2 separate regions of the Homo sapiens genome follow, and region 1 is linked to region 2. Evidence: chromatin loops called from intact Hi-C (ENCODE). Cell type or tissue: PC-3. All regions are shown on one strand. Each heading gives the region's core, and the rest is flanking DNA. Links, peaks and the distances in the headings are about the cores only.

Evidence for each region. Hi-C counts contacts between places; a loop is a spot of excess contacts. Peaks named below come from ENCODE experiments on the same cell type or tissue, not always from the same donor. Only the 100,000 strongest peaks of a DNase experiment are listed, where the experiment ranks them.
Region 1: a loop joins it to region 2, with 10 times the contacts of the local background. A loop is called at or near these places in 35 of 110 quality-filtered maps.

The regions. Positions count from the first base shown.
Region 1 is chr4:140,618,915-140,634,678 of GRCh38, reverse strand. It overlaps TBC1D9 (TBC1 domain family member 9), which reads left to right. Exons shown (of 21, transcript NM_015130.3): 16 at 491-731; 17 at 6,314-6,379; 18 at 7,152-7,238; 19 at 10,291-10,365; 20 at 10,460-10,563; 21 at 11,762-13,897. The coding sequence ends at 12,484. Among named protein-coding and RNA genes, the nearest start is that of UCP1, 58 kb to the right of the region's middle. In PC-3, for the core only: a CTCF peak has its summit at 7,500; a DNase peak (open chromatin) is centred at 6,468; H3K27ac peaks cover 270 bases.
Region 2 is chr4:140,842,471-140,858,234 of GRCh38, reverse strand. No RefSeq gene overlaps it. Among named protein-coding and RNA genes, the nearest start is that of TBC1D9, 94 kb to the right of the region's middle. In PC-3, for the core only: a CTCF peak has its summit at 7,022 (motif pointing right); a DNase peak (open chromatin) is centred at 7,014.

The DNA of each region.
Region 1 (15,764 bases), core at 2,571-10,570, 220 kb after region 2:
ATCATGATTCTGCTTTAACTGGTTGGTTAACCTCATATGAGCCACATAAAGTCTGGATTTTACCATTGTCACCTAGAAAACAAGGCGGTCACATTACCTAAATTCCTATCTTTTTCAAGTAGCATTCTATTTAAGCTAAAAAATTTCTTTCTCTTTATGGGAGTTAGTTCTAAAATGTATGTGAGTGTGTAGGTAAGGGGGAAGAGAATGTGGTGGGGGAGAGTTCCCTTTCTTTCTTCACCTACACCCAGTAATTGAAGCAGACCTTCCAGATGTAAACTGCAGAAGTGGTTGGTGTGGAGGCAGTGAAGGGCTGGTCAAGTGGAGGTGTATGTAGAACTAAGAGACCAAGGGGGCCCTGAGGCCACAGCCCTGCCCCAGGGGATGCACACAGATTCACCTAAAGCCCTTTCCAAACTGGAGGATGGGCGTTTTCTTTCTGGTATTTGCTGCAAAAGAGGGTCCCCAGTGATCATCCATTCTTTTTCAGGCAGAACATCTCACCAGCTGCTACTGGGGCGGGAGCAGCAACGCGCTGGACCGGCATGACCCCAGCCTGCCCTACCTGGAACAGTATCGCATTGACTTCGAGCAGTTCAAGGGAATGTTTGCTCTTCTCTTTCCTTGGGCATGTGGAACTCACTCTGACGTTCTGGCCTCCCGCTTGTTCCAGTTATTAGATGAAAATGGAGACTCTTTGATTAACTTCCGGGAGTTTGTCTCTGGGCTAAGTAAGGACGTGGTACTATTGCATGAGTTGGGATGGGATGCTGGAGTTGTGCCTAGTGTTGCCCATGCTGCCCTCAGGGCTACAGAAGCACAAGGGGAGGTTTGCAAACTGATTATAAAATGTGTTTTTCATGAACATAGTATATGGATAAATCGTTGCCTCTACATCAGACAGCCCTCAACACTAGTTAAAAGTACATTATTAGAGAATTCACAAGACAATGAAATGCCAACATAAACACTGAAACCACAGACGAGATAGTTTTACAAGAGACAAATGTTTGGGTTGGTGGATTACTACTATTTGACAAAAAAAAATAGAATATTTTATTGAATATATTATATATAATTGCATAAAACATCTATTTCATAGTAAATTTTATATGTAATTTCATACTTTCATAAAACATTATGAAATGTTTTTAATAAAGGAGCATCACAGCAGCCCTGCGGCCTAAATGGAAGTCTTTTCTCTCCCTTTTGCTGGGAGGAGGAACCTTCCAGCAGGAGCAGGCCCAGCCTCACCCCACACCTCACCACAGCATGAGGGCAGCTACCTACCAGCTCCCTGTCTGGTTTGCTCACTGCCCTGCATATGACTGCCTTTTTGGACTCTTGTTCTTTTTATAACTGGGCACAAAAGCTTCATGGTAGTGGAGCCTGGCCCACTTGACGTAAGGTTGAGAGTATAGCAGGCATTATGCCAGAATGAGGTAAGAACAATTTTTTTAAAATTCTAATTGTGCTACTCTATGACCTTGGGCCATATGCTTTAAAAAGAAGTACCCAAGGAAAGAGAAAATGTCAGGCATAGAGCCAGCATTTCTAAAGAACGTCTTTAATCTGTGAGAGTTATATCTAGAAGACATAAAGGCCAGAGGAAGCTGATGGTTTTTTAAAAAGGGAAGGGATATATGTAGGTAAGGTCCGTTGAGGTTAAAACAAAAATTGTATAAAGTACTCATCTATACGCTTAAAAGAGGGGACATGGGAGAACTCGCATTTATTTAGAGTGCAGATACTGTTGTGATACTTTAGAACTTTTACTATATTAATCTAAACAACAGCTCTTAGGTGTAATAATGATAGTGATAACTGACATTTATACAGCATTTACTGCATGCCTGGCATTGCCCTAATGCTTTTTATGTGCACAATTCACATGCATTTAATTTGTCTAAGGGCATGCAAGTATAAAGTTTGTGTTTGATTCCACGTACTCAAGAGGCACAGTTTGTGCTGTTACTCTTATGCTTCGTTACCTACCTGCTTGCTACTATTATCTCCATATTTAGCTAAAGAAATAGAAGCTCAGAAAAGTTAAAGTAACTTGTTGGAACATTAGTTTTTAGCAAACCAATAAATATCTGTTATTGAACTGAAATGAGAGGCACAGCTAATACATGCTAGACCCAGGATTCGAACAATGGCTATCTGTCCTGAAAGCTTATCCTTTTCTCACTACTCTGTACTGAGGATAACAAAAGGGCATTTTTTAGGAAGAAGGAGGCAGTATTAATTTTTAGTTACACAAGTGATATATAAGTACAGTCTGCTTTTTTAAAAAGTGGCACAAATCAGATAACACTAAAGACCCCTTTGACGCTATGCTAATCTTCTTTACTTCCAGGGTAATTACTGCTTGTCATATAGGTATCCATCAAAAGAGATATTTAAAAAAAAAAAACCTTTGGGCAAAAATAAAGAGGAGAAAAAAGAGACGGGTTCTACATGTAGAAAGTGACAGAAATAAACAAAAATATTTAATTTACTTAAATTCAGTCAACTCCAGTAAGGAGAATGCTTTTGAAAATCTTCAAGAAGGAAAAAGAGTCTTGAAGTCCAGCATAGAGAAAACACTGGAAAAGAATATTTAGACTTCAAAATGCAGTTGAGTTCCTGGGCAAAGTAAACTATACCCCAGATTAGTGGGAGAACTCTCAGATGTGGTTGCAGAGCTGTTGTCAGTTACATTGGTCAGTTATAGTTATGGAGATGGGAAAGTCAAGCAGAAATGAGAAATTCTGTCTGTGTTTAAAGAAACTAAAGAATGGGCCAGGCCCCGTGGCTCATGGCTGTCATCCCAGCACTTTGGGAGGCCGAGGTGGGTGGATCACTTGAGGTCGGGAGTTCAAGACCATCCTGGCCAACGTGGTAAGACCCTGTCTCTACTAAAAATACAAAAATTAGCCAGGCGTGGTGGCAGGTCCCTATAATCCCAGCTACTCAGGAGGCTGAGATATGAGAATCACTTGAACCCAGGAGGCAGAGATTGCAGTGAGCAGACATCGTGCCACAGCACTCCAGCCTGGACGACAGAGTAAGACTCCATCTCAAAAAAAAAAAAAGAAAAACTAAAAAATGAATTCTGAAAAACATGTATCAGTAATTTTATATCAATCCCCAGAGAGATCCCTCTAGAAATTACTAAACAGATAGATGGTCTTTGTGGAATTAGAAATTAGGGGTTTCAGGCTGAGGCAGGCAGATCATGGGGTCAGGAGATCAAGACCATCCTGGCTAACACGGTGAAACCCGTCTCTACTAAAAATACAAAAAATTAGCCGGGCGTACTGGTGGGCGCCTGTAGTCCCAGCTACTTGGGAGGCTGAGGCAGGAGAATCGCTTGAACCCGGGAGGCAGAGGTTGCAGTGAGCCGAGATCGTGCCACTGCACTCCAGCCTGGGCAACAGAGCAAGACTCCATCTCAAACAAACAAAGAAATGAGGGGTTTCTGTCAGAAGCCATAAATTAGCTGTATCTCTTTCTCCAACAGTGCGGCTGAAACTTAGAGTTTATAAACATAGCATAATGAGTTGTGATGCAGCCGGTCATTGGATAAATAATTCATTACCAATGGAAAAGGTGAAAGTATATGGAAATTGGTGATTGTGTAACTGGCTGAACACTGCACCCAAAAGTGTGATGGGCAATAAGTTCATTTCAACTGAGAGAGCATTCACTAGTACCCTTGGACCCAGTATTTGGACTCTTTGCAGTTGCATCCTTATTTGCACGATAGAGTTAACCATCAAAACTAAATGAAACAATTCAAGTAAAGTTCTAGAAGTGTGTCTGGCTCAAAAAAATGTTGGTTATGATTGTCACTATGATTATTACTCATTCTCCCCTACTGGACTCAGCGGACACCTTGAACCATGAAGGCAGAGTACACTTACTGAATGGGTGGGGCCACATGAAGGTAGAAGAGATAGCCAAGGGTATGTTAGGTGACAAAAGTAGGTTTTTAAAAATTATGATAGGCAGAAATTATAACTGAACCCAGGTTTGGCTGCTCACCACTCGAAAAACAAACTCAAGAGACAAGAGTTTCTTGGGTGGGAAGAAAACCAGGTTTATTCTGAGAGCCAGCAAATCACGAAAATGGCAGACTAACATCCTAAACTACCATCTTATGTCAGTACAGATTTTAGGCTCTTTTTGTGTTAAGGGCAGGGGAATGAGAAGCAGTTGGGATCAAGAGGTGACAGACAATGCAGATATCTGGGCACCAGCAGGGGTCCGAGAAGGTTGGGAACTTCTTTGTCTTCAGTCAGGTTATAATGCTACCATGGATCTTTAACAAAACGGTTTTTTGCATACTTCTCCTTCAATATCAGAGTTAATTTTTAAAACTACATGATTGCTGTTTTTGCATATTATCTTAGTGCTCTAAAATTATCCTAGCCTACATGCAGGTAAAGGTCCCTTAAACAAAACTTGAATTAGTTATGTTGGTTCTTTTGCTGTTTCACTGTTACAAAATGATTGGTGAAAAAAAATTGATAAGGATAAATATAAGTTCTACTTTTAAAGAAATAATTGTTAAAGAACTACCTAGGATGTCTGCATGTAGTATAATAGTGGTTTCCAGCATGGAATCTAGAGTCAGACAAATCCAGGTGCAAATCCTGGACCTGTCACTTATGACCTTGAACAAATTACTTAACCTCAATAAGCCCAATTTTTCTTATCTGTAAAATAGGAGTAATAATTGTGCCCATTTTATAGAATTGTTATGAGATATAAGTGGGATTATACATATGAAGTAATTGGCACAGGGCTTAACACAGAGTGGGTGGTTAATGTCCGTCATTATTTTCATGATTAGTTTTATTAATCATGCAAACATCCGGGAGTTTAGTTAACCATGTGATCATTAAGAAACTCCACTGTGAGAGTGTGAACAGTTGAATTCACACTTAGGCTATACTAATGGAAGAGTCAGGAACAGTTCCCCTATTTCCTGGAGTGGTCAAGAGGCTTCTGAACTCATTCCAGAGGGATATTGATTGAGAAATTAACATATAAGGTAGATGTGGATAATAATAGGGAAGGATAAACAAATCACATCATATGAGAAAATTGAAAAAATTGGAAAGATCTAATCTGAGAAGATAAAGTTGGCCCAAAAAGATAAGCTTGAGGAAGACAGGACAGCTGTTCTTAAAATCTGAAGGATTGTTGTGTGGAAGAGTTGAGACACCCATTCTGTTTTGCTTTAAAGAGTGGGATAAGAGAAAGAGGAGTAGTTCTAAACCATTTTTGAGTCATGGACTCTTTGAGATCTGATAAAGACTATGGACATTTTCTTTCCCCAAAGTAACATATGAACATAAATAAAATTTTGCATTTTGAGGGGTTCACGGACTTCATAAAGTTGAGACTACAGGTTTTAAGGGTCATTAGACTAAAAATTACAGAAGAACTTTCAGTATTTAAAGAATACAGCTTGGAATGAAATGCCTCTGGTTGTATTGAGTTCCCCATCTTTGAGAATGTTTCAGCAGATGCTGGAGTCCTGTCTCACTGGGGTGTGTGAGAGGAGATCCTACATTAAGTGGAAGGTCAGACAAGATAACCCGTAAGGTCCCTTCCAACCCAGATTCTATGATTCCTATTTTTCTTCTTTTTCCAAATCTCATTTATCTTTAGGTGCTCTCAGAATATATATTTACAAAGGATTTTCTGGTTCTAGCAATAAATATGGACTTTGAGGGGAAAAGCAACAGGATTCTTCCGATTGAAGCTATGGTGATATAATGACCAATAGGTTCAGATAAATTAAGGAAATACTTAGGAGCTCAAAAACAATTAAAAAGGATTTCTAGAATGAGTAATTTGAAGTGATATCAAAACACATCTTGAAATTATTTCTGAACTCTAATAGTTATTTAAGATGTTGTGCCCCAATCACATGACCTTTCTCATTAATAAAGCTATTTTATTAGGTGCCAGGCACTATTCTAGGTGCTTTATATGTTTTAACACTTTTAGTTCTGACATTTCGTGGAGTCCTGACATCAAGATCACTGGTAGAATCTTCTATTATCATCTCACCTTACAGAGGGGAAACCGAGGTACAGAGGGTTTAACTCTCCCAACAGTATGTAGTACATGCAGAGGATTTGAAACCAACCATCCTGGTTCCTGAGCTGTTAACCCAAACAGGTCCTGGCCAGGCCTTTCACCACACAATGTCTTGGTTGGAATGTGTATGAAGTAGACTTTTTAGAGGAACACTAGGCCTGGAGTTTATTAGCACATGTGATGCATTTCACATTGGTACTTATGTGACTTCTAGGTGCTGCATGCCATGGGGACCTCACAGAGAAGCTCAAACTCCTGTACAAAATGCACGTCTTGCCTGGTGAGTGAGCTACATGGAGCAGTACTTGTGTCTGTAACCATGACCTGGCTTGAAGTCTCTGTTTTAGGTGTAACCTGATCGTCCTCTTTTTGATATACACCATCATTCATGAGTCACTAAGAACTAACTGAACAATGACAATTTCCATAAGTTCTTGAATCAGCATGCACTTGATTGTATAGTCATTTACCTGTGTGAAGAGTGAGTTGTGGTAACAGAAAAGAGCAGGCAGGCATCTGCAAAAGAAAGAATAAATAGCACTTGGTAACACCTGGGATACAAGGATTGTGAGAGAGAAAAGGAGCGTAGGAACATTGACAGGAACAAGTGGGGAAAATGGTGAGGTTTTTTCAATTTTAAACAAGGTTGGTACCAGCTGGGATCTATCTAGCAAATACTTTTAAAAATGAGATGAGATTGGCACGAACAATAGAGGTAGGATAAAACTAGATTTGGGAATTCTCTTTATAGCGTACAGTTTCCTAAAATTTTGTTAATATAGCATTATTCCATACAACTTGGAAAATTCTTCATAACACAGAAAATATGAAGGAACACTTTGGTGTGGGGTTGTTAAAAGGGAAGGTGGAGTTAGATGGAGTTAGTGACCTCCTCCACTAAGGTTTAGAGACAGTAGGCACTCAAGGCCCCATCCCACCTTTGTAACTTTAGCTTTTCATCCCCACTTATGTCATTTTATTTAATAATTAAGCATACTTTCACTGGATCATGGCCCTACCAATATGAGAACTATGTTTCCTCCCCTCCCTAGAGCCATCCTCTGATCAAGATGAACCAGATTCTGCTTTTGAAGCAACTCAGTACTTCTTTGAAGATATTACCCCAGAATGTACACATGGTAAGTGACTTTTCTCACCAAAGATACTATATTTGTTTTCTACCGAGCCCTCCATTATTGGAAAAAGACTTGCCTCCAAAGCTAGTCAATCAAAGAAGTATGTAAATATGGTTGCCTTAATTGGTTACTTTCCTTTCCAGTTTTTGAGATTAGGCAACTATTGGGCAGTAGGTACCTCAGCCCACTGAAGGAAACATGTACATTGTTTCCCAGTAGGTTAGGAAACTTGTGTCCTATAGAGCTGTATACTTTGCTGCCCTCTTTCTGCCAGGATCAGCCTCATTAATAATATCCTGTTAGGCAGCCATCCAGAATTGGAACTAGCATTTCTGTCAGAAAGCATTCTCTTATATCTGTGTTTGCTCTATAGCAGAAGTTGGCAAACTATAGCCCGTGGGCCAAATCCAGCCCACCACCTATTTTTTACAGCCTGTGAACTAAGAATGGTTTTTTACATTTTTAAATGGTTTTTAAAAATCAAAAGTAAAATATTTTTGCCACATGAAAAGTATATGAAATAGAAACTTCAGTGCCTATAAATAGTTTTGTTGGAAGACAGCCAAGCTCATTTATATATGTATTGCTTATGGCTGTTTTCGTGCTGCAGAATTGAGTGGCTAAAACAGAGACAGTATGACCTACAAAGGTTAAAATATTCATTGTCTGGTCCTTTACAAAAGACATATGCTGGCTCCTGCTCTCTGTGGATGATAGGTCTACAAAGATGTGATTCAACTCATATATGTCTCCAAATTTATATATTAATTCATATACTGTTTTGTCTTACATTAATCTAGCATTGTCTTTTGGCTTGCTACTGCAGTAAGTTACCTTCTAATTCATCATTAGGTCAACTTTATCAACTCACCTAAGTCCAAAAGTAAATGTAGGTTTCTCCTGGGTTCTTTTGCCTCTTAAGTTTTGCCATCCCCAAATAAGCACAACAGAGACCTGCACCAAGAGACCTTACTTTTAGACTGTAAGCACCAAAGTGATTTCTGTAGAGAGAGTGAGCCAGGCTCAGTCTTATGACTGGCAATACAAGTTGAGGGTAGGAGCTTTGGACAGAACACTAGCTATGTATAGTGTTGTCTAGGTGAGTGCAGGCAGGTTCCTATGTGAGCCTCAGTTTCCTTGTGTGGAGAATGGAGATGATAGCTATCATATTGGGTGTAATTAGGACCTAATAAGAGAATGTAATAAGACATTTTGCATAGTGTCTTAGTGCATCCTACATATTCTTAATATTATATATTGGAAGTAATGGCAAAAACCACAATTACTTTTCACCAACCTAATACCATTAGCAGTCACATTCTGGCTACAAAATGTTCTCCACACATTTCTTAGTAGACATACATCTCAGAAAGGGATTCTCTTGTTTTAGAAATGCTTCAGAAATGGTCACATGCCAATAGCATGTAATATCATTGAAATATGCTTTTTGAAGAAGGTTTTCCAGTGCCAAAGATGCTATTGCTTTGCATGGAAATGTTTCAGGTACGGGTAAAATAAGTAAGCCAAAACTGTCTTAGAATCTTACCATATAAAGATAACTAATAATTCACCTTGAAATATTTCAGTTTTTTATTCAAATTGTACACATACACACCACAGATATATGTATATAGAACTGGGATCAAACTACCTATACAGTTTTGTATCCTGCTTTTTTTACTTGAAATCCAGTGAGAATATTACTTTGTCATTAAAATTTCTTTGAAAATGTGGTTTTTAAATGGCTATATAGTATCCATTGCATGGACTTACCATACATTAAATATTTTTTAAAAATCCACTTGTTGCCTACATCATTTTCAACATTAAGAGGGGAGGAATTTCCCAACAACACATAGTACACTTTCCTCACTGTGTCTTAAAAGCTACTGAGATTAATTTGACACGTAATACAGTAAAGGCCACATCTCTGTCTGACCAGCCAGCTTTGGGTGGTTGAAGAAGTGCTGGAATGCACCCTAACAGCCAACAAACTGCATGGGAAACTGAGGGCATTGTACACCTCTCTATTTTGAAGTCCCTATGTGCCCTGTAATGTCTCGTTTTAAGAAGACAAAACAGTTATAAGTGGGTTCCTTAAAAGTCATATTTTTGAAGTACCAAATTATAAATCTGAAGTAGTTTTATAGCATGTAACATTTTAGCAAAAAAAAAATTTTCTCTCTTCTGCCAACATAGATTTTAATTTCCTTGAAAGAGTGAGTTCTGGATCTTTTGCAGGGTCTGGCAAAAAAAATCTGTCTCATATATGCAAAGTTAAATGATAATGTAGAAAAGACAGGAGAGAAATCAACATTCATTGGGGCAAGCACTACCATTTTTTAAGTACTAAAGGCTATGTGGCATTATCCCATTAATTTTTTTTTTTTTGAGATGGAGTTTTGCTCTAGTTGCCCAGGCTGGAGTGCAATGGCACCATCTCAGCCCACTGCAACCTCTGCCTCCTGGGTTTAAGCAATTCTCCTGCCTCAGTCTCCCGAGTAGCTGGGATTACAGGCATGTGCCACCACATCCGGCTAATTTTTCTATTTTTAGTAGAAACAGGGTTTCACCATGTTGACCAGGATGGTCTTGAACCCCTGACCTCAGGTGATCTGCCCACCTTGGCCTTCCAAAGTGCTGGGATTACAGGCATGAGCCACGCTGCTTGACCCTCCATTAATTTTTTATTGTACACTGAACCCCAGCTGTGAGAAAGAATTCTGCGGAGGTCCTTTACCTGGAGATAGTGTTGTCAGATAAAATTATGGGACATGTAGTAAAATTTGAATCTCAGATACAAAATAATTTTCTTAGTATAAGTATGTCCCCTCTAATGTCAGGGTTATACTTATCCCCCCCAAAAATTGTTGTTTATCTGAAATTGAAATTTAACTGAATGTTTTGTTTTGTTTTGAGGAGTTTTTTTTTGTTTGTTTGTTTGCTAAATCAGGCAACCCTACTTAGAGAGTCTTCTATTTTCCACTACAAATGCTAATTCCATGGTCATATTATATAACATTCTACTTTTTTCTTCTGAACCATTTCTTGGTAGTTGTTGGATTGGATAGCAGAAGCAAACAGGGTGCAGATGATGGCTTTGTTACGGTGAGCCTAAAGCCAGACAAAGGTAAGGATATTCTCTTCTATATGTTTACCTTCTTGCTGGTTGTACACTTGTTTTTTGGCCTGTAAGCACTTATTTCTTGACATTTGGGTTGTAGGGAAGAGAGCAAATTCCCAAGAAAATCGTAATTATTTGAGACTGTGGACTCCAGAAAATAAATCTAAGTCAAAGAATGCAAAGGATTTACCCAAATTAAATCAGGTAAGTGCTTAAAGTTCAAATCATTCGCTTCAAACCTGGACACTCTTTTTTCTATGACTGAAAAGTCATCGATAAATGTAGACTCAATACCCATCAAAAATAATAACTGGGGCCTTTACTTAGTATCCATTTGGACCTATTTTGTGCATGTATTTATGCATCAAAAATATGCTCCATTGTGAAAAAACGACTTCCTCAGAGGAAATGTGAACCACAACATATTCCATTTTGAGAGTAAATGCATCTTATTGCAATCATTAAAAATACCCTCAGATACTCGAAAGACAAACACATTGCTGTTTTCAGATCACCGTGCTTAGCTATAAAGGTGTCTGCACATTTTCCTTAAAAACCTGGTGAAATGAGGAAGAAAAAAACAATATAAATAATTATAGGCTGAAAATGCTAAGTTTTGTAATTGAAGAACAGAAGTCATCTGGGTGGAGACTGAAAGCACTAAAGCATTACTTCTGTCCAGGGAGATGGGGCATGTGTCGTGGGAGGAGGGATTGGAGCTAACCTTGGAAAAATTGAGGTGCATGCTAAAGTGTGTAGACGTGAAAATAGATGAGTCTCGGATTTCCTTAAGATGTTTCAAAAAGGGAAAAGAGAACAAGAAAAAAGTTACTGAGCCAAATGTATGACATAGTCCTTCTTGACTCGAGGTGAGCTGTACATGGATGTTTACTTTTTCATTCCAACTTTCATAGATGTTGGAAAATTTTCAAATTAAAAAATTGGGAAAATAAGCTGGGTGTGGTGGCTCACACCTGTAATTCCAGCACTTTGGGAGGCCAAGGCAGGAGGATCACTTAGCCCAGGAGTACAAGACCAGCCTGGGTAAAATGGCGAAACCCCATCTCTACAAAAAACGCAAAGATTAGCAGAGTATAGTGGTGTGTGCCTGGGGGGCTGAGGTGGGAGGTTCATGTGAGCCCAGGATGTTGAGGCTGCAGTGAACCGTGATTGCACCACTGCACTCCAGCCTGGGCGACAAAGAGAGACCCTGTCTCAAAAAGAAATAAAAATTAAAAATAGAAACATCAATAGGAGACTTTAAACATGTCCATCCAGCCTAGGCGGAGGACTTTCCAGGGATCTTTAGGCGTTCTCATTTAAATGGCTTTACAGTCCACTTCAGTGCTGCCTTTCTGCTCCCCCAAGATTTCACATTGTGTTTTTCCAAATCGCTTTTCAGGGGCAGTTCATTGAACTGTGTAAGACAATGTATAACATGTTCAGCGAAGACCCCAATGAGCAGGAGCTGTACCACGCCACGGCAGCAGTGACCAGCCTCCTGCTGGAGATTGGGGAGGTCGGCAAGTTGTTCGTGGCCCAGCCTGCAAAGGAGGGCGGGAGCGGAGGCAGTGGGCCGTCCTGCCACCAGGGCATCCCAGGCGTGCTCTTCCCCAAGAAAGGGCCAGGCCAGCCTTACGTGGTGGAGTCTGTTGAGCCCCTGCCGGCCAGCCTGGCCCCCGACAGCGAGGAACACTCCCTTGGAGGACAAATGGAGGACATCAAGCTGGAGGACTCCTCGCCCCGGGACAACGGGGCCTGCTCCTCCATGCTGATCTCTGACGACGACACCAAGGACGACAGCTCCATGTCCTCATACTCGGTGCTGAGTGCCGGCTCCCACGAGGAGGACAAGCTGCACTGCGAGGACATCGGAGAGGACACGGTCCTGGTGCGGAGCGGCCAGGGCACGGCGGCACTGCCCCGGAGCACCAGCCTGGACCGGGACTGGGCCATCACCTTCGAGCAGTTCCTGGCCTCCCTCTTAACTGAGCCTGCCCTGGTCAAGTACTTTGACAAGCCCGTGTGCATGATGGCCAGGATTACCAGTGCAAAAAACATCCGGATGATGGGCAAGCCCCTCACCTCGGCCAGTGACTATGAAATCTCGGCCATGTCCGGCTGACACGGGCGCCTTCCCGGGGGAGTGGGAGGAGAGGGAGGGGAGGGATTTTTTATGTTCTTCTGTGTTGAGTTTTTTCTTTCTTTCTTTTAAATTAAATATTTATTAGTACCTGGCTTGAAGCCTAGTGTTTTCATAATGTAATTCAATGAAAACTGTTGGAGAAATATTTAAACACCTCAATGTAGGTACATTACACTCTTGTTGCGGGGAGGGGATTTACCAGAATACAGTTTATTTCGTGAATTCTAAAAAACAAAAAGATGAATCTGTCAGTGATATGTGTGTATTATAACTTATTAATCTTGCTGTTGAGCTGTATACATGGTTTAAAAAATAGTACTGTTTAATGCTAAGTAAGGCAGCAGTCATTTGTGTATTCAGGCTTTTTAAATAAAATTAGAGCTGTAAGGAAAATGAAAAGCCACAAATGCAAGACTGTTCTTAAATGGAAGGCATAGTCAGCGAGGGTAAATCCTATACCACTTTAGGAAGTATTAAAAATATTTTTAAGATTTGAAATATATTTCATAGAAGTCCTCTATTCAAAATCATATTCCACAGATGTTCCCCTTCAAAGGGAAAACATTTGGGGTTCTAAACAGTTATGAAAGTAAGTGATTTTTACATGATTCCAGAATAACACTTGTATTGACCAATTTAGACAGATACCAGACCAATTTTGCATTTAAGAAATTGTTCTGATTATTTACGTCAACTCATTAGAATTCAGTGAAAAGTAACAGTCTTTTGTCACAGAGAATCTGAAAGTAGCAGCAAAGACAGAGGGCTCATGACAGGTTTTTGCTTTTGCTTTGCTTTTGTTTTTGAAAGAGTAAAAGTACTGATGCTTCTGATACTGGATGTTTAGCTTCTTACTGCAAAAACATAAGTAAAACAGTCAACTTTACCATTTCCGTATTCTCCATAGATTGAAGAAATTTATACCACATATCGCATATGACCATCTTTCCATCAAATCAATGTAGAGATAATGTAAACTGAAAAAAAATCTGCAAGATAATGTAACTGAATGTTTTAAAAACAGAACTTGTCACTTTATATAAAAGAATAGTATGCTCTATTTCCTGAATGGATGTGGAAATGAAAGCTAGCGCACCTGCACTTTGAATTCTTGCTTCTTTTTTATTACTGTTATGATTTTGCTTTTTACAGATGTTGGACGATTTTTTCTTCTGATTGTTGAATTCATAATCATGGTCTCATTTCCTTTGCTTCTTTGGAATATTTCTTTCAACACATTCCTTTATTTTATTATACATTGTGTCCTTTTTTTAGCTATTGCTGCTGTTGTTTTTTATTCTATTTACAGGATGATTTTTAAACTGTCAAATGAAGTAGTGTTAACCTCAAATAGGCTAAATGTGAACAAATAAAATACAGCAAATACTCAGATACAGCTTTTTATCTTTGTGCTTGAGTTCCTGCCTAAGGCAATAACATTATTCTTTTGACAACTTTTGCAGGGGAAATTATATCAGGCAACCATTTTGATTAAGTAAATAAATTTTATAGGCAAACATAGAGAGAGAAATACAATTTGTAGTATATCAATGACTATATTTAAAATAAGGAATATAATTGTTATCAGTTATCTAACTTAAAATGCTTATCCATAATGATCAGTGATATTCAGCTTTTTAAAATATGCTTGTTGGTTGCATGTCTGTCTTCAAAACCACAATGAGATACCATCTCACACCAGTCATTAAAAAGTCAAAAAAGAACAGATGTTGACGAGGTTGTAAAGTAAACAACACAAATATACCGTTGGTGGGAGTGTACCTTAGTTCAACCATTGTAAAAAGCAATGTGGCAATTTCTGAAAGAGCTAAAAACAACTACTATTCAACCCAGCAATGCCATTACTGGGAATATACCCAGAGGAATATAAATCATTCTGCTATAAAGACACATGCATGTGAATGTTCATTACAGCAGTGTTCACAATAGCAAAGACATGGAATCAATCTAAATGCCCATAATGGCAAATTGAATAAAGAAAATGTGGTACATATACACCACGGAATACTATGCAGCTATAAAAAACAAGATCATGTATTTTATGGGAACATGGATGGAGCTGGAGGCCATTATCCTTAGCAAACTAATGCAGGAGCAGAAAACCAAATGCTGCATGTTCTCACTTGTAAGTGGGAGCTAAGCGATGAGAGCACATGGACCCAGAGAAGGGAACAACACACACTGGGGCCTCCTTGAGGGTGGAGGGTGGGTGGAGGGAGAGGAACAGAAAGAAATAACTATTGGTTAATAGGCTTCGTACCTGGGTGACAAAATAATCTGTACAACAAACCCCCATGACACTAGTTTACCTATATAACAAACCTTCATATGTACCCCTGAACCTAAAATAAAAGTTAACAAAAAAAAATACTCATTCCATCTAAGTAATGACGGTGAAAATGCGTCTGTTTAATCCTTATTAACATGCTATAATGCCATTTGGTTTAATCAAGTAGCTAGTCATTTATTGGACTCTAAGATTATTACACGTGACTCCATGTGTTTTTATCTTTGATGTCTTAAATATGCCTCAAGAAATAACTGCAAAATCTAATACTCTCACCCACCTGTACTTTGCCAAAATCAGAGATAGCATTGAGCGGGAAATAAGAGTGTTTTGTTTAAATGTGTAGCCCTGGATATAGAAGAGGAGCCAGCATTTTCCATTGTCATTAAGAAAGTGACAGTAAATGAGTAGCAAGTCCCTCTGAAAGCCTGTCTCTATTAATATGCTGAGAATTCTGTTGCAATCTTGTCCTTATTCGTTCAAGCACATCATAGTGCTTTTCATCACAGCAGCAATATACTGCATAATGGCAGGTTTTAGTCTGTGTTTACTTCTAAAGGATGCACAGGGAGGAGCCTGAACCCTTGAGCTGAAATTTCCAGCTTCGTCTACGAGACAAATAGGCTCGTCCTCTCATTCGCTACATCAGAAGAACATCCTGGGGGAATTATTCCGCCCTCAGCTTCCAGAAGACAGGTGACACATTTCTAGTTGTTCATGGTTGTGTTATGCACTTTTCGTGTCTCCATGGATTACTCTCTTTGATTTCAACTTGTGATTTACCATCTTCTCTGTTTTTTGGGGGGTGTTTGTTTTGTAGGGGTTTTTGTTTTGTTTTGTTTTGTTATTTGTTTTTGCTTTTGAGACAGAGTTTTGCTTTTGTCACCCAGGCTGGAGTGTGATGGCACAGTCTCTGCTCACTGCAACTTCTGCCTCCGGGTTCAAGCAATT
Region 2 (15,764 bases), core at 3,354-11,353:
GACCTGGGGAGAGATCACTGGGCACTTCCCAGAGTCACACGCATGCCAGGGCATCAGCCTGGCTTCACTGGGCATCAGCCTGGCTTGCTATCATGCTGTGCCTGAAGGCGGAGGCCCCATCCCACCTAGAAACTCCACTTTGTGGGCTTTTGTTTTGAGACTTAATGCAGCATATTCACACATTTGAGAATGGAACATTTACAACCCCAGATTTTGACAAAATTAAGTAGCTAAAAAAAAAAAAAAAAAGAAAAAGAAAACTCCCCACAGCTTTGTAATGGGCCAGCTGGGTCAGCTTTGCCGCTTAACTCTTATTCTGTTAATACCTATGTTTGGAGGACTGTAAGCTAAACCATCATTCAGAAGACACAGAAGTATATTTAGTTCTGTTTATTGTTATTGTTGTTTTGTTTTTAGTTTTTTTTGAGATGGAGTCTCGCTCTGTCACCCAGGCTGGAGTGCAGTGGCACAGCCTCGGCTCACTGCAACCTCCGCCTCCTGGGTTCGAAAGCAATTCTCCTGCACACAGCCTCCCGAGGAGGAGCTGGGATTACAGGCACCCACCACCACACCTGGCTAATTTTTGGAATTTTAGTAGAGATGGGGTTTCACCATGTTAGCCAGGCTGGTCTTGAACTCCTGGCCTCTAGTAATCTGCCCACCTCGGCCTCCCAAAGTGCTGAGATTACAGGTATGAGCCACTGTGCCCGACCTAGTTCTTTTCTAAGTCTAATAATTCTTTAGAAGCCAGTGTTAGTAGTGCTACTCATCTCCTTGAATAATGCATTGCAACAAATTGGGGAACAAAGGGTAGGGAGAGAATATGAGTCATTTTTGCTCTGCGGTAATTACTATCTACAGAAGAGTGAATACCAATTAAGAAACTCAGGTGACTGAGAGAGGTCTCCTCTTTATGAGACATTTTAAAACACTAGTTCCATCATTCTTAGTGATCCAACAACAGAAGCAATTTGACCTCTTATTTCATCACACTCACAGGTAGTAGAGAGCCTCCACCAAGTCTCACTGTAAATCTTTGTTCTTGGCTGTGAGAAGAATCAGGGAGAAAGACCTTTCCACCGAGCCACCAAAGATACCATGGGGACCCTCTGCTCACTGTGATTGCATCTCCCCTTGTTGGCTTTCAGTCACAGCACCCTAGCAAAAGAAGGTGCCGTCCTAAATCTCCAACCAGTGGTAGCCTGTATCTGCTGGCATACAGGGAGGTACAAATTAAACGCCTCAATCTCTTCGGACCTTCCTGTTATGGAAGACACGCCCCACCTTCCCCCACAGGGAACATGCCTGATTAGTCATAACCCTTAAACTAATCACTCCCGCTGTGCCTCCCTCTAACATTCCCACCTTCTTTGTTCTTAAGGACATTTACTAAATAGGCAAGGGGGAAAGCAGAGCCAGGTTTCATTGGCGGGCAACTGCACTTGGTTGCTATGAGAGCTGTATACACACACAACACAGCTGTCATTGATATTATAGATCTAATGGGAGCCAAGGGTCTCAAATCTCTAAGGAGAAAAACATAATTCAGAGCTTTGGCAATGGTATCCATGTCTATAAATACATGTGAGAGCAGAGAAGTGAATTAGAGAATGTTAGAACACAATAGAGTTAGACCTGAGAATAAAATTGCATCACTCTGGGCCTGGACCTGATGTTTTTTATGCCAGCAAAACTCCCAGTTAAATATAATTTCAGGAGACCTTTACCTGAGATTGAGGTATAATGCCAGGACCTAAACACACACAGGACCTGACTCACAGAGCTTCCTTTATGATAAGGAAAGTTAAAGGTAGTCCATTTGCCTCTTATCATATTTTCTTTCCCTCTTTTTTATCTCCCTTGTTTGAAACAAAAAGGTGGAGAGGAAAAGGGAGGACATTAATGAGGGATGGACTCAGGACTAGAACTTGGGTTTTCCTGACTCCACTGCCAGAGTTCCTTCGGCAGCACCATGCTGCTTTCATAAATGGGTAAGCACCTCCTGACCACTCAAAAATATAAGGAATGGAAAGCAAGAAAAGCTGCTGGGCATGGTGGCTCGTGTCTGTAATCCCAACACTTCGGGAGGCCAAGGCAGGAGGGTTGCTTGAGGCTAGGAGTTTGAGACCAGCCTGGGCAACAAAGTGAGAGCGCTGTCGCTAGAAAAACATTAAAAAATTATCCAGGCATGGTGGCATGTGCCTATAGTCCCATCCACTCAGGAGGCTGAGGCTGGAGGATGACTTGAGCCGAGCCGAGCCAGGGATGTCAAAGCTGCAGTGAGCTATGATTGCACCACTGTACCCTGGGTGACAGAGCAAGACCCTGTCTCTATAATAAAAAAAAGAAAACTGAAAGTTTATGTATAGGAAGATTATGTATAATCAGGAAACACTCCCTGAACAGGAACAAGTCTAGTCTGGAAGTACTGGAAGTAGAATAGGATGATGCAACCACTGTATATAAGCAGGGACACCTGCAAACACACACACACACACACACACACACACACACACACACACAACCCACAAGGTGAGTCCCCACAGAATGCTAATTTTAGCTATGCAAGGAAGCTCATTATTTTAAGACCCCAATGTGTGTTATTTTCTAGACTCGCCCCTTCAAAATATGATTAGTCATGGAAATACTGGATAGAAGAGGGTGGTTTCCCCAGCAAAGGTACCACCCTCAAGCCTGAATACCTGCGGCCCTAAATAAGGACAGACATTCCTGTTTTTGCACCCAAAAGTTGCCTTCTGGCCCACAACGCCCCCTGTCCTGTACCCATATAAACCCCAAGCCCCAGGCTGGGAGAGAAGAGAAGGAACATCAGGAGAAGTTTGGCTGGGGATGGTCAGAGAATCAGCAGCTAGACAGCCAAACTCTAAGGAAAGATCATCTTTTCACTCCATCTCCTGTCCAGCTCCCCATCCATTCCACTGAGAGCCATCACCACCACTGAATAAAACCCCCACATTCAGCCTTCAAGTTAATGTCGGACCCAATTTTTTGGGATGGCTGGACAAGAGCTCAGGATACAGAAAGTTGTCATGCTGGCCCCCTGCCCTTGCAAAAAGGCAGAGGGCCCACTGACCTGGTTAACCCTTAAGCCATCCAGAAGGGCAAGACTAAAAGAGCACACTGTAACATGCACCCACCTGGGCTTTGGGAGTCGCAGACACCCACCCCTAGACACTGCCATGGGGCCAGAGCCCCAAAGCAGTCACTCTGGTTCCTGCACCTGCCATCTTCATGATCCTCCTCCCATAAAAGGGGTTTGAACTCACCAAACAGAGAGCCACACTCCTGTCGCATGTGTTGAGAAGGGGTGCAAGGGAAGTCTCCCATTTCAGTTATATCATACTTCCCAGCACTGGCTCACAGGCCAGTGCATAAGAAGGCCATCCCTTCTTATAGCCCTGCTATGGCACTGAGACTTGCTCGACAGGAAGTAAAGAGCGAGGATTCTTTTTCATATATTAAGAGGTGCTCAATGTCCAGAGGAACCTTCCAAGTAGAGAACTCCTAAAAACAATGGATAAAATATTAACACCTCCTTTAAGACAAAGAGCTAAGCTGGTAGGAATGTAAGATAAATTCTTGGACACCAGAAACAGTAAGAAACTACTAGTCTATTCAGAGGGGAACAGGACCACCAGAAATAGAGTTTGCCCTGGGTGCCTATGTTTATTTAGCTTTCATGATCTAGGGGTCTACAATTTTTTTCTGAAAAGATACAATTTTAAAGATAATATTTTGGGCTTTGTGGGCCACATATGATTTGTCACTTACTTCATTGTTGTTGTTTCTTAGCAACAGTTTAAAAATGTAAAAGCCATTCTTAGCTGAAAGGCCACACAAAAACAGGCCACAAGAAGGGCGTGTGCTGCTCCTACAGGAGGAGCTCAGAGACAAAGCTCAGGCTCAGAATCAGAGACTCCAGCACAAAGCCAGCACCCAAAAGAATTGACACCCTTCGTGGGTAAACTGGAAAAAAAAATATGCTTACCAGAAGGAATTGATATAAGTGTTTACCAGTGTTGGCCTTGGTTCTAGTTAAAAAGGGAAAAAGATAAAGTCTCCTCCAACACCCCAAGATACCTTAGCCATAGACAAGCCTTCTCATGGGCTATGTATCAGAATCCAAGTACTTATACGACCTAAAAACCCAAAGTACGAATTTAAACTTATTGCAAACTGATAGTCACATTCAATGTTTAGTAGAAATGAATGCATATATCCTCACTAGAGGAATACTGTTTAAACCAGGTCTCAAAGGAATTCTCACAAACCAAGTTTGAAGGAATATAAACTCACCACCAAAAGCTCAAAATACATAAGGAAACAAGTCACAGTGAGGAAGAGGGTTGCAGAAAGATTGATGATACGAGAAATAATTGGTTCAAGATATAGGGTAAGTGTTCTAGGGAACCCTACAGGTGATTCTAATGCACCTTGAAGGTGTTATTGTTTTTAGAGACAGGGTCTCACTCTTTCGCCCATGCTGGAGCACAGTGGCACGATTATAGATCGCTGCAGCCTCAAACTCCTGGGCTCAGGTGATCCTCCTGCCTTAGCCTCCCAAGTAGACCTGAGACTATAGACCCATGCCACCATGTCCAGCTAATTTTTAATGTAATTTTTTTTTTTTTTTTAAGAAACGGGGTCTCACTGTACAGGCTGGTCTCAAACTCCTGGCCTAAAGCAATCCTCCCACCTCAGCCACCCAAAGTGCTGGGTTTGTAGGCATGAGCCACCATGCCTGGCCTCATCCTAAAGTTTGAAAACTACCATTCCAGTCACTTCAGAGCTCAATAGCACAACTACCAAAATCAAAGTAGGAAAGCGGGACAAGTAAAATTGTTTATTTGGTTGGTCTACTTTGATCTTATGGTAATGAACTTGGAGGAGACTAAATTTCACCTATAAAATGATGGCTTGAGACTAAAGAAGAAATAATCAAGCCTGTCCTTATACTTTACCCACAGGGTCCCATAGGAACCAACCCTGACCTCTGTCTCCCACTCACCTCTATCTGGACACTCTCCACCTGACTCACAGGGCTGCAGCCACACTGTGTCTGCTGGTTTAACCATGTATCCTGGGGACCTAGAAGGAGCTCAGGGAACATCGTTAAACTAGTAACTGAATGAATGCTGGAGGCTCAGCTTTTTAGCCCAAAACACCAAGTCCAGGCTGGCATATTAATGGAAAGAACTGCCTGCTGAGGACTTGCTGCTACTGACTCTGAAGAATAACAGTGACACTAAAATAAATGCATAGTGCTTATCATCACTGCTGTCATCTTAACGTTAGTAATAATAGTGAACATTTGCATGGTTACTATGCACCAGGCACTAGTCAAGTGCTTTGCATGCATCATATCATTTCGCCCTTACCATAACCCTTTGAAGAAAGTACTATTAGTACCCCATTTTACAAATTCTGATCATGAAGCTTAGAAAGTAGCTTGCCCAAATCACACAGCCAGTAAGTGGCAAAACTGCTCATTAATCCGTTTTCTGGCTCCTAAAAGCTGCTCTTCACCACCATGATATATTATCCTCCCTCATCTGAAAAAAGAAGCTGACAGGTTTCTGTCTTTATCTCTGTAAAATAAGATGAAAGATATTTAAATTTAAATTTAAAAAAACAAGTCTGGTGTGGTGGCTCATGCCTGTAATACCTGCACTTTGGGAAGCCCAGAGAGGAGGATTGCTTGCAGCCAGGAGTTTGAGACCAGCCTAAGCAACATAGCGAGACCCTGTCTCTACAAAATAATAATAATAATAATAATAATAATAATAATAATAATAATAATAATAAAATAAATTAGCTGGTGTGGTGGCACGCACCTGCAGTCCCAGCTACTCAGGAGGATCGCTTTAGCCCAAGAGTTTGAGGATCCAGGGAGCCATGATCACACCACTGCACTCTAGGCTGAGTCCAGAGCAAGACTCCAAAAAACAACCACAACAACAACGACAAAGCACCTTTGCAGTAGAGAAATATAATAAACACTATCTCAGTCAGGTTGTCAAAATTAACATCAACAATGATGCATACATAAGTATGTAGCCTTGATATGATGTGATGAGAATGTTACTGGGGTTTTCCTCCCAAAAACCCATAACACAATCCTGGTAGAACCATGATAAAAACACCAGACAACTCCACACCGAGGAACATTCTACAAAATACATGACCAGTATTCCTCAAAAACTGCTAAGGTCATCAAAAACAAGGCAAGTCACAGAAACTGTCAGAGACCAGAGGATCCCAATGAGACAAGGTAATTAAATGTAATGTGATGTCCTCAATGAAATCCTGGAACAGAAAAAGGACATTAGGGGAAAAGTTACAATGATAGTGAAATCTGAGTAAACTCTGGAGTTTAGTTAATGGTAATGTACCAATGTTGATTCCTTAGTTATGACAAATGTACCATGGTAATGCCAGGTGTTAGCAACAGGAAAAACTGAGTGATGGAAATACAGGAACTCTCTGTACTGTCTTTGTAAGTTTTCTGTAAATTTAGAACCATTCTAACAGGAGTTTTTTTTTTAAGGAGATACTATTATCAAATATAACAACCTATTGAATTATTAGAAGCAAAGAATTCATCTCTGATGACACTGTGGAGTGTCCTCCGTTGGAAATTTTAGGAATAAAACAGAAAGCTCAGTACCCTGAAGAATTTAAATGTTAGTCTTCTTGAAACATAACACTGAACCAAATTATTTCTTGACATCAATTATATTTTAAGACTATACATTTGTGATTTTTATTAATTGTTACAATGACTCTTCAACACTGAGTAACTGGAAAATTTGCCAAATGAAAAGTTAATCTTTTGTAATTATATGTCAGAGTTATCACAAAAATAATGAGTAGGTGTCTCAGCTACGGCACAGTAATTACATTAAACATTGGCTGGGTAAAGAACCAAACGTTACAGAACGCTTGCTGTTTGTGTTGGTATTTATGTAGTTGAGCTGTTTCTCCCAGTAGGGGGCTCTGTTGACCATCAAATGGAAAAGATGCCCTGGCGTTAGGGAACAGAGTTTTTTGGATTCTACTTTGATTAGCGTTTGTAGGGGTAACTTTGAGGAAGAAAAACCTTTCACAAATCTTCTCCAGTTAGAAAGGAAGATTAGACAACACCAACTAATGTGGTTGGGGGTAGAGGATGTTTCAGAGAAGAAAGAAGGTATATTGGACCATACCAGAAAACAGAGACCTTCAGAATGCTCTTAGGCCTAGATATTGCTGAAACCATATATGCTCAAATGAAAAGCAGGTTTGAAGTGATAAAACTAGAAATGCCATATCCCACTTTCAGGATATGTGTTCCTGAAAGGTAATATTGGAGAAATGTCCTTCTTATACATTTTTTAATTGAGATAAGGTCTTGCTTTGTTGTTCAGGCTGGTCTTGAACTCCTGGCCTCAAGCAATCCTACCTTGGCCTGCCAAAGCACTGGGATTACAGGTGTGGTCCATCACACCTGGCCAAAGAAATATTCTTGAAGTATCACTTACATACTCATTGATTGACCACTAATGCCCTATTCCACATAGCATTTCACAAGATAGCTCATGCATTTAATTCTTTATCTAAATGCAGGAGCAAGAGCAGCCTCTACACACACACACACACACACACACACACACCCACACCCACACACACACATACACATTGACCCAATAAAAAATTTTAATGATCTCCCATTTCTATAAGCCCAAGTACAGAAGAGAATTCTTGATTGGTTTCTAAGTCCTGCTCTACCTAGCCTCTGACAACATCTCCAGAATTATCTTAAACCACTTTCCCACTCACTCTGTGTGTTCCAGCCCCACTGGCTTTAACATCTTCTATTTCTAACATGCAGAGCACCATCCACTACAGGGCCTTTGCACAGGTTTTCCACACAGCCTTATTGGTCTTATCCTATTCACCTCCTTCTATTTAATGCCAATTCATTCTTTGGATCTCAGCTCAAGAGCTTTACCTTGAAGAAAACTTCTCTCACCCCTGGATTAAATATCCCAGTTAAACGTTTACATAGCACCTTGTACTTGGCCATTATAGCTCTAATGACAGGTCTACTCCATGTATTAAACAATGTTTAGTATTGATAGTTTGCTTATGTGGTTGTCAGATTAATACCAATTCTCCAACCTAGATTGCAAATTACTTGAGATTAGGATCCATGTTTTTATTCTCCATGTATCCCAGTACCTAGCATAGGACCTGGCTTAGCACAGGTTTTCAACATATATTTGTTGAATAAATGATTGAAGGAATGACCATGCCACACACACATTCTCAGGAAAAACAACACTTGGATTTCAGAATGTACTACTTCCAATGGGGAAAAAAAATCCTGCTGACTTCAGAGGGAGTAAAGCCAGAAAGACAAGCAATAAAAGATGGTATCTTTGCCCAGAATGTGTAGGTTCTCTGACATTCACTGCCTTACCAAAGCCCATCCTGTTTTCTGAAATGCTGAGTCAGGTTATTTGGAGAAATTCTTTTGGCAAAAAAAACCTCTTTTTTGTTTGCTTGTTTCTATAAGCCAGGGAACACCAAATATTGCCAGTAAACCACCAGAAGCTAGGGAGAGGCACGGAACAAATTCTCCTTCAGGACCCTCAGAAGGAACCAACCTTGCTGACACCTTAATCTCCTCCAACTTCTAGCCTCCAGAACTATGAGACAACACATTTCTGTCATTTAAGCTAAAAAACAATTTAATGTGATAAAATATAAATATAGATAGAATATATACAATGTATCTTAAAAGAATCAAAGCAGTGACAAGATAGGAAGGAAATACCAGACCTACCATGAAGAGAAGTCAGCATCCCAGAAGCACAAATGAAGACAGAAGCTTCTTTTCCTCTGAGAGTAGTTATCCACCCTAAAAATACTGGATTTTCATTTTAGTGGCCTCCTGGCACTGGAAGAAAAAAATCAACTCCCAGAAACCACATAAAATCGAAAGCCTAATAAGAGATTCACCCCTTAAATAATCTGTAAAGACCCCCCCCCCCATAGACCAGTCCTAGCACAGAACCACAACCTCAGTTAAACTCTCCTGAGTATCCTGTATTTTCCAGGTAATTTCAAGGCTTAAATTTAGTTTAAAGTTGTCTTAAACTGGTAGTGCCTCTAGATACCTTGCAGAATCAAATACAAATACTTTCTGGGAAAAAAAAGCCAATTTCATATTAGGCATCAAAAAATTTGTCCAAAACTAAGCCAAAAATAGCCAGATACACAAAGAAAGTAGATGTCATAAGAAATATCTGGCAGAATACAGACCACAGAAACAGAACTACAAAGACTTCAAGTCTTAGAATTATATAAATTAACTGTATTAACTATATTTAAATTTTTTGTTTAAAAATTAATAACATCTGAAAGGAAGGAGAAACTATGAACTGACATATATTTTTACAATTTAAAGTATAAAACAGTTTTTGAAAAGGATCAAATGGAACTTTCAGAAAAAAAGTAATAAAATACCAAAATTTAAAACTCAGTAGATGAATTGGTTTATTAGCAGATTAGACACAGGTGAAGAAAAAAATTAATATACTGAAAAATAGTGGGGGGACAACTATTCACAATGAAGGACTGAGTGACAAAAAGATTGCTGATACAGAAAAAAAGGTAAGGGACATAAAGAATACCACAAGTGTTTAATGGGTATCTCTGAGGGTAAGAAGGAAAAGAATAAGGCAGGGACAGTATTTAAAGAGACAATGAAGATTTTCAGAACCAATGAAAAACACTATTCACAGAATCAAAAAGCCCAGTGAATTCAAAGCAACAGAAATTCATAGCACCACATACACATAATAGAAAAGAAAAAAACTTAAATCAATAATCTAAGCTTCCCCACAAAAATTAAAATTAAAAATAATCTAAGCTTCCACCTCAAAAACCTAGAAAAAGAAAAGCAAAATAAGTAGAAGGAAGAAAACTATGAAACTACAAAAAATTAGAAAATCAATGAAATTGTGAAGATGAAGAGCTTCTCAAAAAACATTTCAAGGTAAGAAATGAAATTGGAAACAGAAAAATGATTGAAAAAAAATCAATGAAACAAATAGCTGGTTCTTTGAGCTTAAGCCCAGGAGTTCAAGACCAGCCTGAGCGACATGGTGAAACCCCACCTCTTCAAAAAAAATACAAAACTCAGCCAGGTGTAGAGGTGCATGCCTATAGTCCCAGCTACTAAGAAGGCTTAGGTGGGAAGATTTTTTATCCAGGAGGTCAAGGCTGCAGTAAGCAGTAGCCCCACCACTGCACTCCAGCCTGGGTGACAGAGTGAAACTGTGTCTAAAAAAATAAATAAGTAAAGAAGAATCAACACCAATTCTACAAAATCTCTTCCAGAAAATAGAAGCAATCCAAGCAACTCTCAATTTATTTTCTGAAGCGAATATGACCCTGATATTAAAACCAGACAAAGACAGCACAAAAAAAAAACCTACTGGTGAATATTCCTCATGAATATAGAGGCAAAAGTCCTTAACAAAATATTAGCAAATAGAATCTAGTAAAATATAAAAAGAATTATACACTGTGATTGCTATGGTATGAATGTGTCCTTCCAAAATTTATAGTGAACCCTAATCCCTATTTTGGTGGTATTAAGAGGTGGGTCCTTTTGAGAGGTGATTAAGTCATGAAGGCAAAGCCCTCATGAATGGAATCAGTGCCCTTATAAAAGAGATTAATGGGAGTAGCTTTGCCCTTCTGTCATGTGAGGATGCAACAAGGCACCATCTATGGAAGCAGAGAGCAAGCCCTCACCAGACACCAAATCTGCTAGTGCCTTGATCTTGGATTTTCCAGCCCCTGGAACTATGAACAATACATTTCTACTAAATTACCTGATCTCAGGTATTGTATTATAGCAGTCTGAATAGACTAAGACAATGGCCAAGTAGAATTTATTCCAAAGATGCAAAGCTGGCATCATGTTTAAAAATTAACCAATGTCATCTACAATATTAACAAATTAAAGAAGAAAAATCTCATGATTGTATCAACAAATGCAGAAAAAGAATTTAGTAAAATGTAATACCCACTCACAAGTGAAAAAAAAACCTGAAAGAAAAATAGGAATAGAGGGGACTTTCTCAACCTGATAAAGAGCATCTATAGAGAACATACAGCTATCATTATACTTAATGGTGAAAGACAGAATGCTTTCCTCATAAGACTTAGAACATGACAAGGATGTCTGCTCCCATCCCTCTTACTCCACACAATGCTGGAAGTTCCAGCCAGTGCAATGAATCAGGAAAGGGAAATAAAAAGCATAGAGATCAGAAAGGAAGAAATAAACTGTCCCCATCTGCAGATAACATGATTACATAGAAAAGCCCATGGACTCTCCAAAAACAAACAAACAAAAACCTCTTAGAACTAATAAGTGAGTTTAGCAAGATCACAAGATATAAGATTAACATACAAAAACTCTATTGTATTTCTATATGCTACCAATGAGCCCATGAACATTGAAATTAAAATACAATGCCAGTGGCAATAACAAAAAAATAAATACTTAAGTGTAAATGTAACAAAGCATGTTCACCACTCACTTACATGCTACAAACTACAAAATGCTGGTGAAAGAAGCTGAAAAAGAACTAAATAAATAGAGATGCTTTCCATGTTCATGAACTGAAGAACTCAACAAGTGTCACTTCTCCACAGATTGATATACAGGTTTACCACAGTTTCTATCAAAATTCCAGCAAGAATTTTTGTAGATATATACAAGAATAATCTAAAATTTATATGATAATGAGGAGAAACTAGAATCTCTAAAACAATTTTGGAAATGAAAAATTAAGTCAGAGATATCAATTTACTCATTTCCAAGACTTATTATAGACTTATTAATACTGTGTGGCATGGGTCCAGGAGCAGTGGCTCACACCTATAATCCTAGCACTTTGGTAGGCTGAAGCAGGTGGATCACTTGAAGCCACGAGTTTGAGACTGCCTGGCCAACATGGTAAAACTCCGTCTCTACTAAAAATACAAAAATTAGCCAGGTGTGGTGGTGCATGCCTCTAATCCCAGCAACTTTGGAGGCTGAGGTCCTAGAATCACTTAAACCCAGGAGGCAGAGGTTGCAGTGAGCCAAGACCGCGCCACTGCACTCCAGCCTAGGCCACAACCTGGGCCAAAGAGCAAGACTTTGTCAAAAAAAAAAAAAAAAAAAAAGACTATGTGGCATGGGCAGAGGAATAGACACATCAATCAATGGAACAGAATAGTGAAAACAGAAATAGACCCGCACAAATATACCAAACCAGCATTTGACAAAGTGCAAAAACAATTTAATGGAAGAAAAACAGCCTTTTTAGCAAATGGTGCTAAAACAATTGGACAACCATAGAGAGAAAAAAATTGGCTTAAGTCTCACACCTTCTACAAAATTAACTGAAAATGGAAAATAGATTTAAATGTAAAACATTACGCTGTGACACTTTTAAGAGAAAATACGGGGCCTCTATTGCTAGACAAGGAGTTCTTAGACTTCATAGCAAAAGTATAATTTATAAAAGGATAAACTGATACATTTGCTATCACCAAAATTAAAAACTTTTGTTTTGTAAAAGACCCTATAAAACATTTTTTAAAAAGACAAGCTACAGAATGGGAGAAAATATTTACAAAACACTTATCCGTCAAAGGACTAGTATAGATAAAACTCTTAAAACTCAACAATAAAAAAAACAAACAATCCAATTAGAACATGGGGAAAAGACATGAAGAGATATTCTGCTTTTCAGATATACAGATGACAGATAAGCACATAAAAAGGTGTTCAACATTATTAATCATTAAGAAAATGCAAGTTAAAACCACCATGAGCTATCCCTACATATCCATTGGGATGTTTAAATTTTTTAAAAATAGGAACAACAACAAATGCTTTCAAGAATGGAGAGAAACTAGATCACTCATATGTTGTTGATAGAAATATAAAATGATACATTCACTCTGGAAAACAGTATGGCAGTTTCTTTAAAACTTAAAAATGTAACCACCATACATCCCAGCAATTGTCCCAGAGAAATGAAGACATTCCATACAAAAATATATGCACAAATGTCTGTAACTGTTTTATTCGTCATAGCTACAAACCAGAACCAATGTAGATGTCCTTTAATGGATGAATGGCTAAAGAAACCATGGTACATCCATACCATGGAACACTATTCAGCAATGAAAAGGAATGAATTATAGCTCCACACAACAGCTTGGATGAATCTCTAGAGAATTATTCTCAGTGACAAAAGCCAGTCCTAAAAGGTTACAAACTACCTGATTCCATTTTTACAACATTCCTGAAATGACAAAATTATGAATATGGGTAATAGGTTAGTGTGGTTTCCAGAGATTAATGAGGAGAATGAGGGCAGAAGATGAAGTGGGCATAGCTATAAAAGGGCAACAAGAGGGACCTTGGTAGTGATGGAAATTTTCTGTATCTTGATTATATCAATGCCAATTTCCTACTTGTAATATTATACTGTATTTATGCAAGATGTTGCCATTGTGGAAACTGAGTAAAGAATACACAAGATTTATCTGTATAATCATGTGAATCTACAGGTATCTCAAAATAAAAAATGCAATTAAATAGAAGAAATAAATTAGTAAAACTGTCTGAAAAAAAATCACCATTTTTGTAAGTTGTAAATAAAATCTGGAACTATAATCCCAAATGATATCAACAATAGAGTGGGAAGGGGTCCTGGTTATTTATTGTTGTAATAAACTTCCTTGGAATTCAATGGTTTTTTAAAATGATCATTTTATTTTACTCAGGATTTTGTGATGGGAATTCAGGAAGGGCTTAGCTGGCAGATCCATGTCACATCATCTGGAGTAGATAGGACTGGAACACCCACTTCCAGATGGCTCCCGCCCTCATTTCTTATTTTTTTATGCTCCTTGGCTTCTTGCTGCACATGATGTCTCATCCCCAGGGCCTCTCCACAGAGTTAAGACTTCTCACAGCATGGTAGACCTAAAGAAACTGCACTTCTTCCACAGTAGCTAGCTTCATGGAGGCAGGAAGCAGAAGCTGCCAGATAGTTAAGGGCTATACTTGGAACAGACATGTATGTCACTTCTGCCATAGTCTATTGGTCAACGTTATCATTGCCCCTTCCCAGATTCAAGATGGTGGGAAAATGGACTCCAACTTGATGCAACGGGAGATAACCCTGTAGCAATCTCCGGGAAATAACATCTACTCCAGGGAATCTAGGGGAAGTAGAACAGATGGAAGCAGCTTCATTTGAGAGGAGAGTTCTTGTTGTTTAACTAATTTTTTAGGAGAAAAGGTTGATTTATGTGTTGATAATTTAAGGATAACCCTTAAAATAAAAGAATGAAAACTGTATAACTTTCACACCAGTATAGGAGAAAAAAACTGAACAAAGAAAACTTGATCCAACAGAAGGCAGAAAACAGAATAATGAGAAATAAGGAGACTGCATGGTAAATAAGAGAAAAAATAAATCCACATTTATCAGTAATCACAATAAGTCAAATAAAAGTTGAAGAATCTCAAATCTAGAGTTACGCTATTTACAAGAGACCCACTAAAACAAATATAATTCAGAAAGGCTGACAATTAAAAGAAAGAAAAGTATGTAGGCAAATTTACCAAAAGAAAATAATATACTTACTAACATCACAGAAGACAGAGATTAATGTGAAGACTATTTCAAAAGGCAAAATAGAACATTTCATACTGAGAAAGAACAAACTGACAGAAGATATGATATGAACCTGTATACCCTCATTTTGATCAGGATAGTCTATGTTGAATGACAAAAAATCCTAAAATTTCAGTGGTGCAACATAACAAAGGTTTATTTTTCATTCACATTACAAGTGCAAATTTGAGTTTGTGAGGAGCCCTACTCCAAAATTCACCCAGAGACTCCTGCTGATGGAGGGTCCTGCAGCTCTGCTTTCTGGGCCATGAGGCATCCTCAGTCAAGAGAAGTTGTTAGGGAGGGATCACATTCTAAAATACTTTGTCCCAAAAGTGGCACACATCACTTGACTCAGTCCATTGGCCAGAATTTGTAAAATGAACTTTCTTAATTGCCAGGGGGCCAGGAAAGTATGGCTCCATGGATGTTCGGTTAGCTGTAAATGTTTATGCCACAACCTCTAATGACATAGCCTATGAAGAAAAAATTACAAAGAATAAAGAGAAAAAAAATGAAACTCTACTAACATAGTGGAAGATTTCAGCACATTTTCTCAGTGACCAAGCTAAAAATAATTTTGTCTGAAATTATTCTATTAGAGAATAACTTATTTGAGTCTTAAACCCTTTGATTTCTAGTAATTTCCTATTAAAATCCATTTGGTCACCCAGGGTGAACAAATGGAAAAGACAGATATTATCAGAACCCTTTCAATCTGAAAGCAAGTCCCAGTAGGAATAGTTCATAGAATGGGAGGTACAGGTGGCATATAGAGTACTGGTAGGGGCCTGGCGAGTACGAGACAGACAGGGACAGGGCATAGAAAGAGGGAGAAGCACACTTTATAACTTTTGCCAAGGCCACCCAGCAGGAGATGGATGGAATATGAAAAAACAAGAAGTGCATTGGAGCAGAAGCATTAAGTTACATAATTAATACATATAGCTTATGCATAACTTATATAAAAACATATATAAGCCGCCTATATAACTGCTA